2 separate regions of the Mus musculus genome follow, and region 2 is linked to region 1. A link is a loop called in an ENCODE intact Hi-C map of the cell type or tissue named here. Cell type or tissue: left cerebral cortex. All regions are shown on one strand. Links, peaks and the distances in the headings refer to the core of each region. The heading gives the core; the rest is flanking DNA.

Region 1 (9,131 bases), core at 828-8,827:
TAAGCTCTGGGCCTTCCAGGCCCTGCGGGGGCTGCAGAAGAGCAGTGCCATCCTGGGCCAGTACCAGGCCTACAGCGGACAGGTGCGCCGAGAGCTGCAGAAGCCAGACGGCTTCCAGAGCCTGACACCAACCTTCGCAGGTAGGCACCGGAGCTGGTGTCTGTGGGGCCACCAGCAGCTGGAGGCCACTGGTCCACCAAGTGCCCTTTGCAGTGTGGGACTCCGGGAGATCTTTTCACCTCCTAGGCCTGTTGCCAGCTTAAAGCTGCAGGTCACCTACCTCAGGCTCCATGCAGTCCCAGGAAATCTGTGGGACTCGGATAGGAACCACCTTCGTGGTGGGCTGTGTTTGTCACTTCTATGATGAGGCACAGAGTTCTACCCAGCCACAGCCAAGGAATGGTCCTGTGGAGAGACACCACATTGGCCATCAGATACCTGCTAGAGCTACCTGGAAGGTCCCAGGAGGATTTAGGGAGAATGGCTGGCTGTTAGAAGGCAGAGACAGGGCATGGCCATCTAGAGTCCATTTGATGTGGCAGACAGTGTATGTGCCTCACCTTAGTCCCAACACACCCACAAGGCAAGTATAGTCATTGTCCTTGTATGTGAAGGCACAGAGGCAAGGCTTGACTCTGTGTGTCATGGCTCCTATGACTGTTGCCTAAACACACGTGCACATGTTACCCCACCCCACGGACTACTTCATCTCCTCCCCACCCACCTGGTCTCCCCTCATGCTTGCCCTTGTTTTGGCATCCTGGGGGCTTCACACCAAGAGAACTGCCCTTCCTCAGGACAGTGCCCTTACCCATCAAGGCCCAACATGCCTCCCACCACTTCTGCCCCACCACAGAACTTCCCATGGCAGGCAGGCAGGCAGGCACCCAGCCTGGTTAGACCAGAGGGTCTCGGAGGGACCTCAGAGTGCTGGTGTTCTGCTGTAGAATTAGCCCCACAAGCTGTTTCCAGCCCTGCCTGAGAAGAGGCAGGGAACGCTGAAGGCAAAGCAAGACAGGGCTTGCTCGGCAGGGCTGCCAGGTGCAAGGTGGGCTGCAAAGCTCACTCTCAGGCTGTGATGTCACTCTCAGGCTGTGATGTCTGCTCTTTCCCCACCTCAGGTGTCCTTGTCCACATCGACAACCTGCGCTGGGAGGGTGTCCCTTTCATCCTGATGTCTGGCAAGGCCTTGGATGAGAGAGTGGGCTATGTTCGGATTGTGTTTAAGAATCGGGCGTACTGCACCCAGAGCGAGAGACACTGGGTGCCGGAGCAGAGCCGGTGCCTGCCCCAGCAGATTATCTTCTACATTGGACACGGTGAGCTGGGCCACCCTGCCATTCTGGTCAGCCGGAACCTGTTCAAACCCTCACTACCCACTCAGAAGTGGAAGGAGGTGCAGGACCAGCCTGGGCTCCGCCTGTTCGGCCGTCCTCTGTCTGATTACTACGCCTACAGGCCTGTGCGGGAGCAAGACGCCTACTCCACCCTCCTGTCGCACATCTTCCACTGCCGAAAGGAGTCCTTCATCACCACAGAGAACCTCTTGGCCTCCTGGGTCTTCTGGACCCCGTTACTGGACAGCCTGGCCTTTGAAGTTCCACGCCCATACCCAGGGGGAGCCGAGAATGGCCAGCTGCTGGACTTTGAGTTTAGCGGTGGTCAGCTGACCTTCTCCCAGCAGCAGCTGGAGGTGCTGATACCAGATCTAGGCTCAGTCCCAAAGCCCAGTGACTTCCAGGTCCTCGGGGCCCGGTATAGACAGAGCCCACTGATTACCGCCTGGCCAGAGGAGCTGATCTCTAAGCTGGCCAGTGACATTGAAGCCGCCGCGGTGCAGGCAGTACGGCACTTCGGCAAGTTCCACCTGGCACTGTCAGGTGGTTCGAGCCCCATAGCTCTCTTCCAGCAGCTGGCCACAGGACATTACAGCTTCCCCTGGGCCCACACACACCTCTGGCTGGTTGATGAGCGTTGTGTCCCTCTCTCAGATCCAGACTCCAACTTCCAGGGCCTGCAGGCTCACCTGCTACAGCACGTCAGGGTACCCTACTACAACATCCACCCGATGCCAGTGCACCTGCACCAGCGGCTCTGTGCCGAGGAGGACCAGGGAGCTCAGACCTATGCCAGTGAGATCTCAGCCCTGGTGGCCAACAGCAGCTTCGACCTGGTGCTCCTGGGCATGGGCACCGACGGGCACACAGCTTCTCTGTTCCCACAGTCCCCCACAGGCCTGGATGGTGATCAGCTGGTGGTGCTGACGGAGAGCCCGTTCAGGCCACACCAACGCATGAGCCTCAGCCTGCCCCTCATCAACCGAGCCAAGAAGGTAGCTGTCCTGGTCATGGGCAGGACAAAACGTGAGATCACAACGTTGGTGAGCCGCGTGGGCCATGAACCCAAGAAGTGGCCCATCTCAGGTGTGGTGCCTCTTTCTGGGCAGCTGGTTTGGTACATGGATTACGAGGCCTTTCTGGGATGACAGTACCATCCTGGTCTTAGTCACTCTCAGCCTTCCTCTTTAGCTGCCCACTGTGCCTCAGCTGTGTGGAGCCTGGTACCAGAGTCAGGCCCCAGAGAAGGGAGGACAAAACTCTGTGCCGACTTCCTGGACCCACTGGTTCTCGGGAATTTCGGTGCCTGCACATGGAAACAAGGTAGAGCTCTGGCCTCAAAACCCAGATAGGAGAGGGACTAAGGCCTCCAGCAGTTACACACCAGTAGCTACAACACACAGTAAGACTGGGCGAAGGCTCCACGCTAAAGAACCAAAGTGGCCTGCCAAGACTGGCCTGCGATCTTCAAACTGGTTTCTGTGGAAAGAGGGGCCAGTGTTGATGGGGAGCAGGGTGCAGAGACTCCTGGTGAATGTCTTGCTCTGAGCCAGGCCAGCAGAGTAGACACAATCCTGAGCCTGCACCGGGCGCCTTGCCTCTTCTGGTATCCCATCATCCCTCTGTGCACCTAGCTGAGATCCAGCGCTCCTCCGGGCAGCTTCTGTCTACTCTGGGAGGACACCCACTGTCCTCAGTATTCCCCATTACCCCTCAGCCTCTCCCTCTCTACAGACACAGACACTGCCACGTCAGAAGTTCCCCCAGATCTAGAGACCGGGGCTCCCTTTCCCACTAAGAACTGTTATGCTGTCATTGGGCTGTCGGGCATCTCTGATCTATCTAGACGGGAGGGCTCTGTCTGCTCCTGGGTCGGGGGTGACTCCAGATCACAGCCTCTTTCTAGGGCTTATGTGGCCAATTGCCAGCATCAGGGCAGACTGCAGCTAGCCCTCCTCACACTACCTCTCTCTGGCTTCAAGTCTGGCAGCAGCCCCTCCTCTGCCGGGCATCTCCACCATTCTTACTGACGAACCTGGTACCACTGGGAACACTACAGGCAGCTCCTAACTTCAGTCCCCTCCAGGGCCAACAACATAAACATTTCAGGGCACATACAGTTTTCATTTAGGCCTCCTGCTGAGTCATGTGAACAAGGGAAGGCCCAGAAGGGTTAGGATGGCCCGTCCTCACAGTTACCTATGTGTCAGTCACAGAGTCTCCGTGTCTTTCAGAATTTTCCCATAGAGAGGTTTCCTGTGATGAGGAGCGTCAGGAAATCTGTTTCTCTCCTTTTATTTGATTGTACTTTCTCCCAGACAGCACATGGAAAAGAATTCTTGCTTTCACTAGAGATGTGTGCATAGAGTGTAGCCTGAGCTGAGGGCTCTGTATGAAAGGCACTCTTGTTGAAATTCTGCTTACTCTGACCTCCAGTGACCCAGACTGACAGAACACCTCTATTCCTTGGCAGAAAAGAGGAACGCCCTGGGGTCCTTTCCTGGCCTGCTTTGCTCAGGCTTGGATGCAGGTAGTCGCAGGTGAAGTTCCACCTTTAGCCATGTGGGGGAGCCCACGTGCCACCACTCACATTCCACCCAGGAGGCGGGTTTTAGTGCCAAACGTCTTTTCTTCGCTTTTCTTGCTCACTGCCTCTCAGGCGTCTTAGCCCAGTGCGTTTTCATCAGTTCTTAGGGACTCGGCCTTCTGCAGTTGCAACATCAGAGAGCAAGGGGCCTTGCATGCCTCAGGAGAGAGGGTGCCCAGGCTCTGTGTCACCATTCTGAATAACGGTGAGTCACTGCCCAGCCTGAGCCTAGAATGTCCCGTTCTTATCCAGATGAATGACTCGCCTCTGTCTGTGGGGAGTCTCTGCACAGGGGAGGCCAGTGTGGGGGAAATACCAAAGATCTCCTTTCCGGAAGCAAGCACAAATAAAATTTCATTGGAAAGGTTGGTGGGGGACATTGTCTGTGTTCTCTGGCATGCACCTGTGTGTGCCCTTTCCCTTTCTGCCCCGGGTTAGGAAGGAGTGATGTTCAGAGCCAGGACCACGGAAGATGCTGCTCTTCAGACTTTCTGAACCATCATCCACAGCCAGCAGGGCTTTACCAATCAGTCACATCTGTGTACGAATCTGTCTCAGGAAGGAGCTCTCAGCCTTAAGACCTGGGATACCCTCTATTTTTTTAAAAATTTTCATTAAAAAATTGTTGCTTGCAAACCACTTAACATTGAGTTGATAAACAGTGTGACGAATACAGCCTTTGCCAGCCTCCTGCCTGTCTGGAAGTGGGGATCTGAGGCTGGGAAGACAGGACAAGGTGTCCAGGTTCCTGGGGAAGGGAAGAGGGACATGTGGTCACTGTGTCTGGGACACAGCCTTCCCTCCCTGGATTCACTTCTGGCTCCCTTAGGGTCCCTGTAGCTGTGGCTTAGCACTGGCCTGCAGGCCGTAACCCTGGGCTGGCTCTGACCCCGCCTGGGATCTTCTAACTGCACCCTGCTCACTCCCTGTTGAAACAATGGAAGCAAAAGTCTGCACCTTGCCTGGTGGCTCTGTGGTCTCCCCACTGATGGGCAGATGCTAAATGCTATGCACAGGCACACCTTGTCCTGCCAATAGCCCAGTGTGCCACGTGGCAGGGCCTTAGTGACTGAAGATTTGAAACTGGGAAAATGTCCAGTGTTGTCCAGAAACTGTATGTTAGATTCTAGAAGCCATGCCAGCACCCTGTGGGGCCTGTTCCTTTCCAGGGGACCCATGAAGGGCTCACATGGCTGAGTCAGGTTCCTTGGGTAGGCCTGTGAGTCCACTATGGGAAGGACACAGGGGCATACAAATGGCAGAAGTTGTCCTCCTTGGGGCGACATGCCAGTTAGCATCTCCAGGCTAGATCCTGATTTCTAATTCCAGGCAAATGTTCCTGGTAACTGCACTTTAAGTAGTCCCATCTTGTTAATTTCTTGCTTCTTCTTCTTTTTTTTTTTAAATGATTTTAAAATTTTTATGTGCATGTTTGCCTGCCTATGTGTCTGTGTGAGGGTATCAGATGCCCTGGAACTGGAGTTACAGACAGTTGTGAGCTGCCATGTGGGTGCTGGGAATTGAACCCAGGTCCTCTGGAAGAGCAGCCAGTGCTCTTAACCACAGAGCCAGCTCTCCAGCCCCAATTTCCGGCTTACTATTGCTCTGGAGAAAATACTCTCTTCTCACTTTTGCTCCCCAAATTAGTGGAATCAGAGCTGCCTTCCACTTGGACTGATATCTTAGCGCTCTCCCAGGAGGGCCTCCTCCGCAGCCTGACAGGCCTTGAGCTCCCCCATGCTCTTTTGCCTTCTTTCTCTGACTCTGACAGAGAGTCGGGGGTGTGCCATGCAAAAGGGAATGAAGAAGCCTCCAGAAAACCCTCATGGGGTTACTTCTTAGAGCTTAATTTCCAGGAACCTTTTTTGGATTTTGTCTCCCGCGGAGTGTGCGAGCCCCTCAGAGCAGCTCTGCAGCAGATCCGCAGCTGCGTTTTCATCTTAGACAGCTGGCACCCCTGCAGGCCTCCGCTCACTACTAGAAAAATCACCTGGCAACATTCCAGGGAATGAGTCGTGGGTGGGGAAAGGAGAGCAGTACTGGTCAGCCCCTGCCTGCTCTGGGAATGACTGTCCAGGGGAGGGCTGCTGTCCCCAGGGGTCACAGGCTGCACAGGTCATGAGACTGCGAGCTGAACTGGAGAAAACAGGCCCATTTATCTGCCTTCTGCTCTCTTCTCCCCCAGCTCCCTGCCCTCCACAGTTCTGTACCAGCGTCTCAGCCCCCAAGGTCGTGCTGTGGCCCGGGACCTTGGTACTTGGCTCGTAGATTGGTTTGGCAGCTTATCCAGTGGGGGAAGATGGCGGGCAGGAGTTAGAACCCAACCTGAACTGGCAGTGAGTTGGGAGGCTCTGCGCTGTTCTGCCTGGGCTCATTTTAACTGTAGTATTTGGGGGTACCCGGCTGAAGATGAGATTCGTTCCTGGCACAGCCCTGCCTAAGCGTACCTTGAGCCCGTCAGCAGCCACAGTAGCTTAGCTGCGCAGTCTGCAGGTGCAGGAGAGTCAGCTCATACCTCATGCTGCATCCCATGTGGAGCAGAACTGGCCTCCAGGCATCAAAGGATTTCTTGCAAGGGTTTGGCCCCTGGAAGGGAGCAGGCATCAAACCAGAACATGTTCCTGGAAGATGCACGGGGCAGATGTCTTCCAGGAACATCGAATCCTGCCTTCTGCAAGCTCCTCACACCCACTGTAGGCTCCTCACACCTAGAGGTGGGTGTGAGGAACCCCAAGGATCTTTCAGCTTCTAGCTGAGCAAGGTGTCAATTCACCACTTCTGTCACAAGCACAAGACAGCCTGCCAAGGGATCCGAAGAGACTTCACTGTGATCTAGCAAGCCATGTGGGTAGTGATGGCTTGGATGTTTTGTACCTCCGGCCGATCAAGGTTGGGAGTATATTTATTTGCAGGTCCCAGAGGATGTCCACGTCTCTGTGTGACCATGGACAGGACCTCTGAATAATGACCCCTGTGTTCATTCTTTGACCTCAAGGGTGAGTTTGTTAAAGTCCTACGTTGCTTTGATGGCTTGGTGTTTTAAACGAACTCTATGCATCTTTTTCTGTCCCTTTCTATTGAGTGGCAATGTTTGTATTTGCTAGATGCTGTTGAGACAATTTGAACAGCCGAGAGTTTGCACCGAGAGTGTGGGTGTACACGGACACCACATGTGTCAGGATGCAGGTGTACATAGACACGGTGTTTGTCAGGGTGGTCCTTGGCCTCACAGAGGTCTGGAGGAGCTGTTTATTGTTGCGTTTTGTAAAAAGAGAAACCAGAGATATGTTTGGTGGGGACGAGGTATGGTGTGGGGGAAGGGGTGCCTCTGTGGGCCTGTGCTGAGGCATCCCTTCCCCTTGAGGTACCAGCCACACGACATAGGTATAGTATAGAGGAGAGTTTATTTAGGTCATGAGGGGGGGGTTGAGGGAGTAGAGACAGAGAAAGGCAGAGAGAGAAAGAGAGAGAGAGAGAGAGAGAGAGAGAGAAGAAGAAGAAGAAGAAGAAGAAGAAGAAGAAGAAGAAGAAGAAGAAGAAGAAGAAGGAGGAGGAGGAGGAGGAGGAGGAGGAGGAGGAGGAGGAGGAGGAGGAGGAGGAAGAAGAGGAGGAGAAGGAGGAGGAGAAGCCAGCCATGAGTACCTGGAGAGAGAGGGCGAGGGGAATGGGGAGAGAGGGAGAAGAGAAGAGAAGAGAAGAGGGTAAGGGAACAGGAGCAAGACTAGGAGAGGAGAGGGGAGGAGAGGAGAGGGGAGGGTAGAGGAGAGGAGAGGAGAGAAGAGAAGAGGAGAAAGGAAGAGAAGAGAGGAGAGGAGAAGAGAGAAGAGGAGAGGAGAAGAGAGAAGAGGAGAGGAGAAGAGAGAAGAGGAGAGGAGAAGAGAAGAAGAGAAAAGAGAAGAGAAGAGAAGAGGAGGAGAAGAAGAGAAGAGAAGAGAAGAGAAGAGAAGAGAAGAGAAGAGAAGAGAAGAGAAGAGAAGAGAAGAGAGCAAGAGAGAGAGGAGGGGACAAGCAGCCCCTTTTACAGTGAGTCAGGCATGCCTGGCTGTTGCTAGGTAACTGTGGGGCGGAGCCTAGACGAAATGCCAACAGTTATGATGCATTATGGGATTATAGCTCAACTGATGGCGCACATGCCTCATGTCCACAAAGCCCTGGGTTGCATTCCCAGTGTCTCATAAACAGGGAACGGTGGCACACACCTGTCATTGCAGCACGTGGGAGTTCAAGGTCTTCAGCTAATATCAAGCCAACCTAAGGTAGATGAGACCCCCTGGGGTTTTTTTTTGTTGTTTTGTTTTGTTGTTTTTTGTTTTTTTTAAAAACCAACCACTGTGAGTACAGAAGGTAAGGACCAGGCTAGCTGGGCATGAGGAAACCCACCCTGTTTCTCTCTTATCTCTGGGTCTGGCACTGTTAGCTCTTCCTTGATCTGTCCACTTGGGAGAGCGAGGCTAAGTGAACTTCAGTAGCCAGCAGGGCTACTTCTGCCTGCCCATGCCTGAGTGAGGGTGGCTGAGTCGCCATCAACTCCTCAGTCTCTGTGACACACTAGAGAAAAACAGAGAAGGAAGGATTTATTTTGGCCCATGATTCATTTTAGCCCAAGGTCACCTGACTGTGTTGTTTGTGGGCCAGAACTGAGGCAGATCGTCAGTGCAGGAGCATGGTGACCCGGAAGTGGGATAAAACAGGTGGGGAAGGAGCAAGGGACGAAACGTGTCCTTCAAAACCACTGCTGACAGGGACCAGGCTTTCTCCAGTGAAGGCTGACCTCCTTTCGTCACCTCTGATACAGTCTCCCATTACGAAACCAGCAAGGGATTAATGTGGCAGTGACCTTCAGCACCTTCAGAGCCCACCAGCTGGCAACCCAGTCCCTGAGGCAGGAGTCTGCAGACAGATTTCCATCCAAACCATCACAGAGTGGGCAAGCTGGAACGGTGCTGAGGGTCTGGGTCGGGGTGACGAGATAGGTGGCGACCAGCATGACCTTAAACCTACCTCTGCCTCCTGAGTGCAGGCTGGGGTTAAACCTCCCCTGACCTTGTGGAACTGTCTCAGAGAATAAAGTATGTTCAGAGACCATTTATGGTTTTTGTATGTCAAATATAACATCTGGCTTTTTTTTTTAAAGCAATAAACTTGTTTACTTGCCAAAATCCAAGTTTCTTCCTTTGGGAGATGAAGTAGAACGGCTTGTGAGTCTG
Region 2 (9,131 bases), core at 597-8,596, 57 kb before region 1:
GCATAGTCACCCACATACATGCTCATTTATAAAGCCCACGTGTGGACATCAGAGGACTTGCAGAAGTCAGTTTTGTCCCTGAATCGTCTTGCTGGTCTCAGGTTTCCCTTTCCTTTCCACTTTGTTACATTTTGTTACATTGTTTTGTTTTGTTTGAGACAGGGCTTCTCTCTTTCGTTCTGACTGTCCTGCACCTGGAAATGTAGAACAGGCTGGGTCTGAACTCAATGAGATCCTCCTGCCTCTGCCTCCCAAGAGCCGGGACTAAAGGCCTATGCCACCCACCACGCTTAGCCTTCCTTTTCTTTTTGAGACATGATCTCACGTGGTCCAGGCTGCCCATGGGCTCACCGTGTAACTGAGGTTGACCTTAAACTTCTGATCCTCCCGACTTCCTGAGGGCCACTGTGCAGGTTTACTCAGTGCTGGGGGTGGAACCTTGTCAATCAAGCTGTATCCCACCCCCTCCCCCTCCAAGTGCTCATTTAAATGCACCAAAGGGACACAGAAGGGAAATAGTTCTCTTCTAATTTAAACACCAGTGCAGACACCTGATTTCTCATGTATGTACCCACGGGGGTCCATCCATCACGCAGGGAATGGAAGCGGGTCCACGCCAGGGGGACCTGAGATTGTTGTGCACATCCTGGCTTTGAAAACACCCTGGAGGGGGCTGGTGAGATGGCTCAGTGGGTAAGAGCACCCGACTGCTCTTCCGAAGGTCTGAAGTTCAAATCCCAGCAACCACATGGTGGCTCACAACCATCTGTAACAAGATCTGACTCCCTCTTCTGGAGTGTCTGAAGATAGCTACAGTGTACTTACATATAATAAAGAAATAAAAAAAAAAGAAAACACCCTGGAGTCGGGGTGGGAGGGAGATGTAGGGGCGCTAAGGATAGAAATCGGTTACCTACTAATCCGAGCTCAGCTGAAGACTGTCCACCCAAGGGGAATCTACTCTAAAGGACAGTAGAGGCCCAAAGAACGAGCCCGGGTAATAGTACAAGATCCCAAGATGGAGATACTGCCAACAGGAGACCCGAAGGGAAAACTCTCACAACCACTAAGGTCCCTCTGTCCTGCCTCTACTACCCTGTCCGTTGTGAGTCAGTGGCTGCAGAGTTCCCAGGGTGCAGGGAGCTGTAGGCTTGCCCCCACCTCCTCTTCTACAGGTAGAAAGAACACGTACTATGCTGTCAGAAAACTGCACTTTGAAAGCATCGGATCTCTGGCCAGAAGAGACAGGAACACTTACCCGGCTTCCGGCGGAAGCTGAGTCTCTCGCTGTAAAGGGACGTGTTGGGACAGAAGCCACTTAGAGTCACTGGAACCTAAAGAAGCAAAGAGGCAATCCAGTTAGGATGGTCAGTTAAAGCAGTTCTAAGGCCAGGTGCACATTGTGGTGACTGTCAGGGCTCCTAGGGACATACGTCTCCACTTCGCTTCCCAGGAGGAATGCCCTCCCCTCCTTTCTGTTAAGGGCTTGCAGTCCTGGGTCCCCAAAGGACACTGCACCTTAGCAATGACGGATGAATATGAACTGTCGTCTCCAACAGAAGTGTTAACTTTACAGAAGACCCGAGTTGGTTCAGAGGTGACACAGGTGTGGTTCTAGGGACACCGGGCTGAGCAGAGGCTCTCAGAAAGGATCAGCTGGGTTCCTTGTAAGCCAGTTGGCTGGCCCTGGGTGGCTGGTTGGTCAAGGACAGCAGGAACGTCCATCACAGACAAGCTCCGTGCTTTTTACAATTTTTATTTTTCCTGCAGATTAAGCCCGGGTCTTTCACATGGGAGTCAAATACTCTCTGGACTGAGTTATATCCCAGGCCCTTTTAAAGTTATTTTGTATTAATCTGAGATAGAAGCTCACTAAATTGCCCCGGTGACCTTGAACTTTTGGTCCTCCTGCTTCAGCCTCCGGAGTAGCTGGACTCACAGGCAAAGGCCCACTGCACCCAGCTCCGTTATTTAATTTTATCATGAGCTAGCCCATCTGACTCCTGTTGGGAAGAAAAGCCAAGTTTGTGTGTTCAGAAGAAGCTAGTCATGCCTCCTGTTAATGTGAAATAACCAAAAATTTCCTGGTATGGTATTACATACTTCAGAGGCAAAGGCAGGCAGATCTCTGTGAGTTCAAGACCAGCCTGGTCTACATAATGAGTTCCAGGCCAGGCAGGGCTGCATACTGTGACCCTGTCTTAGTCAAACAAACAAGCAAACAAACAAACAAAAAAATCCTATCATGGCGGCGGGGGTGGGGGGTAGGGGCATGACTAGCCTAGACTCTCAGAGACTTTAAATGGTCTGTTTACAAGATTTGGACTGCAGGACAAGCTGACCTCTGGATCACAAACAGGAGGGGGGAGTGCATTGAGGCCGCTGTCACATCTTAGGGGACTTAAGATGCCAGCTACAAACTAGTGTCAAAACAGCACTAGGGAAAAAAAAAAACAAGGATGATTTAAACATTGAAATGGAATGCTTTTCTCACACACTGCCCAAGTGTGGTGTAATTGTGCTATTCACTCGGAATGCTATAAAAACACCCCAAGCCTGGGAGAACCACTCCACCTGCAGCAGACAGCCCCGCAGCAAGATGCCCAAGAACACAAACCACAGAGATGGACACAGGAACTGTGCAAAGGAGCGGCTGACCCTGAGATTCCTGTCAGCCAGCAATTCTTCCTACCCAGGACTCAGACCAAGAAGGAAGAGTCAGGAGCTACCTGGAAGCTCTGTCATCCAGAGACTCCTGTGCCCTGATTTTTTGTTCTTCTCCCATGAGAAGTGCAATGCTATGGATTCGTCCCTGCCTTCCTTGAGTGGGGGATCAACCCCCGAGCCTTGAGTGAGCTAGGCAAGCAGTAGTCCACTGAGCTGGCTTTTGATCTGTTTGTTTTACTCTTTTGCAAGAGTCTCACTATGCAGCTCATGATTGCCTTGAGCTTCTCTGGAAGACCAGGTCAGTCTCAGACTCCCACCAGGCATGATGGTTCAGGCCTGTAATCCTTGCTGCTCAGCCTAGGATGTGGAGGTCATAAAAGACCTTCCATTATCCTCTTGCATCCATCTCTCAAATGCTAGGACTACAGGAAGGGCTCACCAACTTCTGTACACCCGGGTTGACCTGAGAACTTGTGCATACCAGAGAAACATTGTATCCACTGAGCTACATCTCCAGCCTTCCTCCCTACATTGACTTAAACATTTTCTGACATGTATTTACTGATGAATTTATTTGGTGTGAGTGTGGGGGCGCTGTTGTGCTGTGTGGGGGGTGAGGGGACAGTTTGTGGGAGTCCATTCTCTTCCACTATGTGGATCTTGGAGATTAGACTCAGGTCACCAGACAAGCATCTTTGCCCACCGAGCCACCAACACCCTTCCTGTTGACTTCTAAAGGCATGGAGACCTTGCTTTCCAAACCTCCTCTCATGATCTCTCAATGGTGGACAGTCCATCAATTATTCTTTCTTTAGTCTCTTCTTTATTTAGTCCTAGGGATTGAACCCAAGGCCTTGGACATGCTGGGCAAGTGTTCTAATACAGAAATGGAACCTCAGCTCCCAGTAAATTCTTTGTGTTAAACTGGGTTGTTAAGAGGGTTCAGTTGAGTGTTTGTGGCTCATACCTGTAGTTCCAGCACTCAGGAGGCACTCTTTCTAAATCAGGAGGATTGCTTTGAGTTCAAAGCCAGGCAGCCGGTGTTATAGTATGAAACCCTGCCTCAAAGGGAGGGGTCAGGGGTGTGATATGGGGGGGGGGTGTTCTTCTCTGTGGAAGATGTAATGATTTTGCATCGTTAGTGAGTCAAACAGGGCCAGGGAGCTGGCCTAAGTGCTTGCCACCAAACCTGACTACTTGAGTTTAATCCCCAGAACCCACTGGATAGAAGACCAGAACTGACTCCTGCCTTTTATCTTCTGATTTCTGTGCTTGTGTATCCCCAAGACACTCAAAGAATGAATGAAAATAAGGTTTAAAGCAAGTCAAAATAAAAAGAAAAAAAAAACTTTTGTTTGCTTATTGGTCCCATTGAAGGTGGCTCTGGCTAAGTTTCTTGGTTGCTTCTCGGTAACCCTGTCAAGGTCACCTAGATCTCAGCAGGGGTCTGGCAGCTCTACCGATCTGCAGTACACTCAGGCTGGTAGAATACAGACTTCCACTTTGACCTAAAGCGGAAGTGACCAAGACAGGACCATCCAACACAGACATTAGAGTCTCTAAAGAGTGTTTTATCACAGAGAAGCAAGACAATCTGATTTAAGCAAATGGGCCGATTTCTAGAGGAGTGCAGTAGTTCACCTCTGTACAGCTGAAGGTCATCAAGGCGCGTTGATGACAAGAAACCATTTGAGAAGAAACAGGGACCTCTCTGGATACAAAAGTGAACTGAGATGCCTAACAGATACTGCCACAGATGGAAATATCTTTCAATTCTTGAGGGAGAGGTTGACAGGATAAGAATGACACCAAAGCTGTGGCTGGTTGCTGTCCACGTCTGTGCTTGTCTTTTGGTGATATTCAGCAAGCATGGGTTGGACAGAGCCCCTTGAAAAAAGGGGTTTGTGAGGGGGGAAGAAAATCAGCAGAGGCCGAGTTCAGGACCTACTTTGGCCACCCTATAGAATGATAGACCTTCCTTGGGAATATTTCTGGTAATCGCTGGTGCATAAATGACATGTCATATCGGCTCTAAGAAATGAGAACCGCGGTGAAATTCCCACAAATACACCACACTGCACTGCAAAAATAAGATGAGGGTGGATTCAGGAGGTGACACCGGTACCAAACCGCCCCAGACATTCCTAAGCAAACTTATTAGTTGAAAGAAAAAAATTGAAAAACTATTGCTTGCCTCAATTCACCGGACCATGGAAAACTGAAAAGCCCTTTCTTGGAAACAGGCTTGCCAGACTGAGCGCCGGCTCCATTTCCTTACCGTGTCCTTGGGAGCCACCTGCTGGACAATGTCTGAATTACAGCGCCAATAACCAGACAGCGAGCCGCCAGACCCAAGTGGCCCTGATTTTCCAGAATTGCAGAGGAGGAACTATAAAAGCAGCAGAATGGCTTCTCCCCTTGGCAAGTTGCCCAGTGACAGTTGTAAACCAGGGGTGCTGCAGAGGCGCTCAAAGGGAGTGAAGCAGAATTGTCTCGTATTCACCTGGCTTTGCTCATGGTCCCTGTGTCCCCTCCAGATCCCCAGTTTCTTTACCTTGTCCTATAGCACCATCGGGGCACCTGGTGGGTCCAGCGCTGATGATCTCATCATTACTCCATATGGCAGGCTGAAACCTGTCCTAGGGGATCCCAGGTCAGCCCTGAGCCTTCCATGTCCTTGGGAAAGTCAGCTCTCCTCCGGATCTCACTTTCTTCAGCTCCAAGCACAGCTCAGGGGTTGGATGGATAATTTCCAGTTCTGGCTTAGTCTAGAGTGTCTGCGAAGTCACTGTGCTTTGGGCTTCAGGGTTAAAGTTTAAGTGTGTAAAAGGAATGACAAAGCTTGATCCTTTGTCAGATCTGCAGAAGACAGACAGTGGGGCTGCTGCTTACCACAGACACGATGGAGTGCTGCAGGCCCGGGATCCCATGAGCAACTTAGTATCTTTCCCTGTGACCCCTGCCTTTGCCTGACTTCCAGAGTCTGGGCGCTGCCTCTTCACAGGGTAACCTCAATCAGCATGCAATTGCCAGATGGAGGCCAAACTCTGGTAGCTGTCAACTCTCCCTTGTACCCGAGTCCCTGGAGTGACCACTTGGTTCTGCCTGAAGGGTGAAGCACTTCTGGAGAGCCACCTCACCCTGCGTCCTTGGCAGGGAGACACAGCCGCAATGCTGTCCTGTCCTGGGCTGAACAAGAGAGTTCCCGGTGTCAGTTCTGGGACAGCCACAGGCCTAAACAGTTCCTAAAACTGATTACATCAGCACAGAAACACCAGGGTCTGCTGGCCCCGTTACTCTGGCTATCTCAGTATCTTCTCGCCAACTTCCCTCCTCCCTCTTCCCAGCACAATGCAGGCCTCAAGGGCGACCTGTGAGGAGAAGACCCTCAACCCAAAGCAGGAAAATGCGGGCATGGGGACAATATGTTTTCCAGCATGAAGTTCAGGGTCCGGAACAGTGAGCAGCCCCAGCCTCTGGAGTGTCTCACAACTGTGAGCAAGCCTACAACAGTCAGCTCGAGGGTGTGCAGCATGCTGTGACTTCCCACTTTGCCCGGGAGACCAGGAACGGGCTCCTGGGTGACAATTTCAAGCTATTGCCTGAATAAAGTCTTTCCCTACCAACAACGGGGGAGAGGATGCTTCCTGGACCCCCGAGGCTTCCCTCTCTGTTTCCAGGCCTTGCTTCCTGCCACGAAAACCCATTTCTTCACCCAAGAGGGCCACCAGCAGCTATGGACCCCACCCACATTCACTGGATTGCTTTCCCTCTGCAGAGGAAGCTGGACATCACATCCAACTTCAACCTTCTGCCAATGGACTACACGCTGCGGGGCGCACGAACCTCTCCCCACCACTTCCAAGCCGTTCTTGTCACAGACTGCCCCAGAAATGCCAAAGGAGAACATTCAAGAATAGGATCCCAGTAGGTCCCTGCCTCTCACCTATCAGATGCCTGAGTTGGAAACCCCATCCTTACCCCGAAACAAGAAGGCAGCCTTGTCTTCCAAGCTGCAGTCTCAGAGCGGAAGATCCAAAGCTGGTGCCCGGACACAGGTTCTCCGGTCTGGTCCCAAGCCCTCCTAACCCTTCTGAGGGTCTGTCTTGTTCTCCACTGGAGTTTCCTCAAAGCATGCCCCACACTTGGGTGTGCAGTCTCAGAGCAGCTGTGGAAATGGTCGGTCCGAGGATGCGCAACGCCACTGGAGTTAACAGCCACCAGGCGCAGAACTGCTCATTTATCATCCTCCAGTCGCCGGGGAGGGTTGCCTCCTGCCCCCAGCCCTCGACTCCAGTGAAGTATTGTCTTCCAGAAAAGGTGGTCTAAATAAAGCCAGGGACTCACTCGCTGCACCAATCAGCGCCGCCGTCCGGTCGGGTCTACCCGGCGCGGGCTACGCGCAGCCACCAGGAGGTGGCCGTCGGGACGCGGGTGCGGGCAGAGCACTGCGCCCGCCCTGAGCAGTGGTGCAGGGTCTCTGCATCGCCGCCGCTGCTGCAGCCCCGCAGCCGTCAGCACTGCTGACTTGGCCCAGGAGGGGAGGGCGGGGGTGGGGGGAGGAGGGCCTGCAGCAGTCTGGGCTCCAACTGCCCCTGCGCAAGGAGCCTGAGAGAATCTAGCTTCAAGGGCTTGGCTGGCCAAGGCTAGGGTAGAAGAGCTGGAGAAAAGGACCCTGAGTCAGCGCTGGTGCAGTTGAGGCGTCCCAGGAGCCAGTGCACAGGATGGATGGCTCCCTCTGCCCTGGGACCAGAGCATACAGGCTTCAGCATCTTACTGCACCCCCCTTCTGATTCAGGGAAACTGTGCTAGCCTCATTTCCCCTCATTAGCGTTGCTGTACTATAATTCACTACTCTGAGCACTCTGGATGATGGAGAGAGAGAGAGAGAGAGAGAGAGAGAGAGAGAGAGAGCTTTCTAGGTCTATGGTCTACTCAGAGTCATGTAAGTCTCCACCTAGAACTCGGGGTGAAGCACAAGGCCATGCACGAGATTTGAGGCATCCCCCAAGCCCGGCTGAATCTTGTAGGGGTCACTGGAAGATGTGGAGGTTACCACCACCTGCCCTGGATTTTCTGTCTGAGACACCTTGGAGACTCGAGCTCTCCCAACCCATCTGCCCTCTCAGCAGCGGCTCCCTGTCCTGCTACTGAGAGATAAAGGTGTCTAAGGATGCTAAGGTCCAGCAGTCCCCATCCCTGTTTCTCTCTGAAGCCGCTGTGCTAGCTTGCCATATCATCCCCTCAAACCAAGTTGGTGTGGTCACTTTGGCCCTGACAATGCCCGTCTAAGGCAAGAATCTCTTGCAGTGAGATGCTTAGGGAAGCTAGGTGTCTGGCCTATTGTTCATTTCACACTGGCAGTATGAACTATTACTTTGACAAGCCTTAGCAGTATGAGAATGCTGGGCACCTGCTTCCTCTCAGAACTTCCTGTACCATCTGATGTCCCTTTAGGTGGCCAGTGGACCCCTGATGGCATTTGCTCTGCAGCTGATACTTGCAGGCTTCTCCCTTGGCTAATTACCCATAGTACTGGTTTGTCATCCCTGCCTCGGGAGGGACAGACTGGAGAACCTTTTGCCTAGGCACACCTGCCTCATTCTTTTGTCCTCCCCCAGGTTGGGGAGGTCACAGAGATGTCCATCTCAGGGATGGGGGAGAATGGTCAGTCCAGAGCCAGATGACACGCCCTAGTAGCTTCTGGGCTTGTGGGGCAGAGCTGGGGCGAGCTAGAATCAGGCCTAGTGATGTCCAAGTCAGGTCCATCTTAGGCACCATGGGACAATGATCTAAAAAAAAAAAAAAAAAAAAAAAAGACAAAACTCATGTGTTGGGGATTCTAATGACATGTTCAGGTACACTGGGCTGGCTCAAAAACAATTGTACCCCAAAATTAAAGTTGTTGATTAATCAAAGACAGTTTTGGATATACAGGGAATGCATTTTGCAAAATGAGCTAAGGGCAGTCTGGTCAGCAGGGATAAAGAGGTGTGTGTGCAAAGCCCATAGGGGGTTTACGTTCAACCCCTGGTGCTTTTCCAGGTGAGGTAAGTATGCGGTCCAACACCCCATAAAATATTTATCTAGAGGTGCACATTTCCCTGAAGATCGTAGTGTGCTGTGTGAGCTGGGTGCCCGGCAGCAGCAGCCCCCTGGGGAGTGCAGACCCAGAACACCCCACAGGCACCCGTGGAGGTCACTTCCCTCTATCAGCTCAGCAGTTAACACGGATTGCTGTTTCAGAGGCTGCCCGGGGAATTTATATTTGAGAGGTTTGCTGCATAGCTTTTGAACTGAAGTTTTATGAGACCGAGGATTTTTTTTTTCTCTCTCTCCCTCTGGTCAAAAGAGGAATCACAAGGAACGGAGTCCTTCAGTGCCAGACAGATGTTCGGTGCCAGACAGATGTTACCGGTTGGCCCTTTGTGACATCACCCCCCAATGCAGACCTGGACCCAAGT

The links. A loop is a pair of places that touch in the nucleus more often than their neighbours do. Peaks named below come from ENCODE experiments on the same cell type or tissue, not always from the same donor. Only the 100,000 strongest peaks of a DNase experiment are listed, where the experiment ranks them.
Region 2: a loop joins it to region 1, with 2.2 times the contacts of the local background. A loop is called at or near these places in 1 of 42 quality-filtered maps.

The regions. Positions count from the first base shown.
Region 1 is chr4:149,974,912-149,984,042 of GRCm38, reverse strand. It overlaps H6pd (hexose-6-phosphate dehydrogenase (glucose 1-dehydrogenase)), which reads left to right. Exons shown (of 5, transcript NM_001291004.1): 4 at 1-140; 5 at 1,122-4,569. The coding sequence ends at 2,485. Among named protein-coding and RNA genes, the nearest start is that of H6pd, 24 kb to the left of the region's middle. In left cerebral cortex, for the core only: a CTCF peak has its summit at 3,903; DNase peaks (open chromatin) are centred at 3,939, 5,813 and 6,653; H3K4me3 peaks cover 675 bases; H3K27ac peaks cover 1,551 bases.
Region 2 is chr4:150,031,399-150,040,529 of GRCm38, reverse strand. It overlaps Gm13067 (a long non-coding RNA gene), which reads right to left. Exons shown (of 7, transcript XR_390962.2): 4 at 5,222-8,459; 5 at 1,259-1,334. Among named protein-coding and RNA genes, the nearest start is that of Gm13067, 6.6 kb to the right of the region's middle. In left cerebral cortex, for the core only: CTCF peaks have their summits at 4,973 (motif pointing left) and 7,081 (motif pointing right); DNase peaks (open chromatin) are centred at 4,975 and 7,035; H3K4me3 peaks cover 732 bases; H3K27ac peaks cover 573 bases.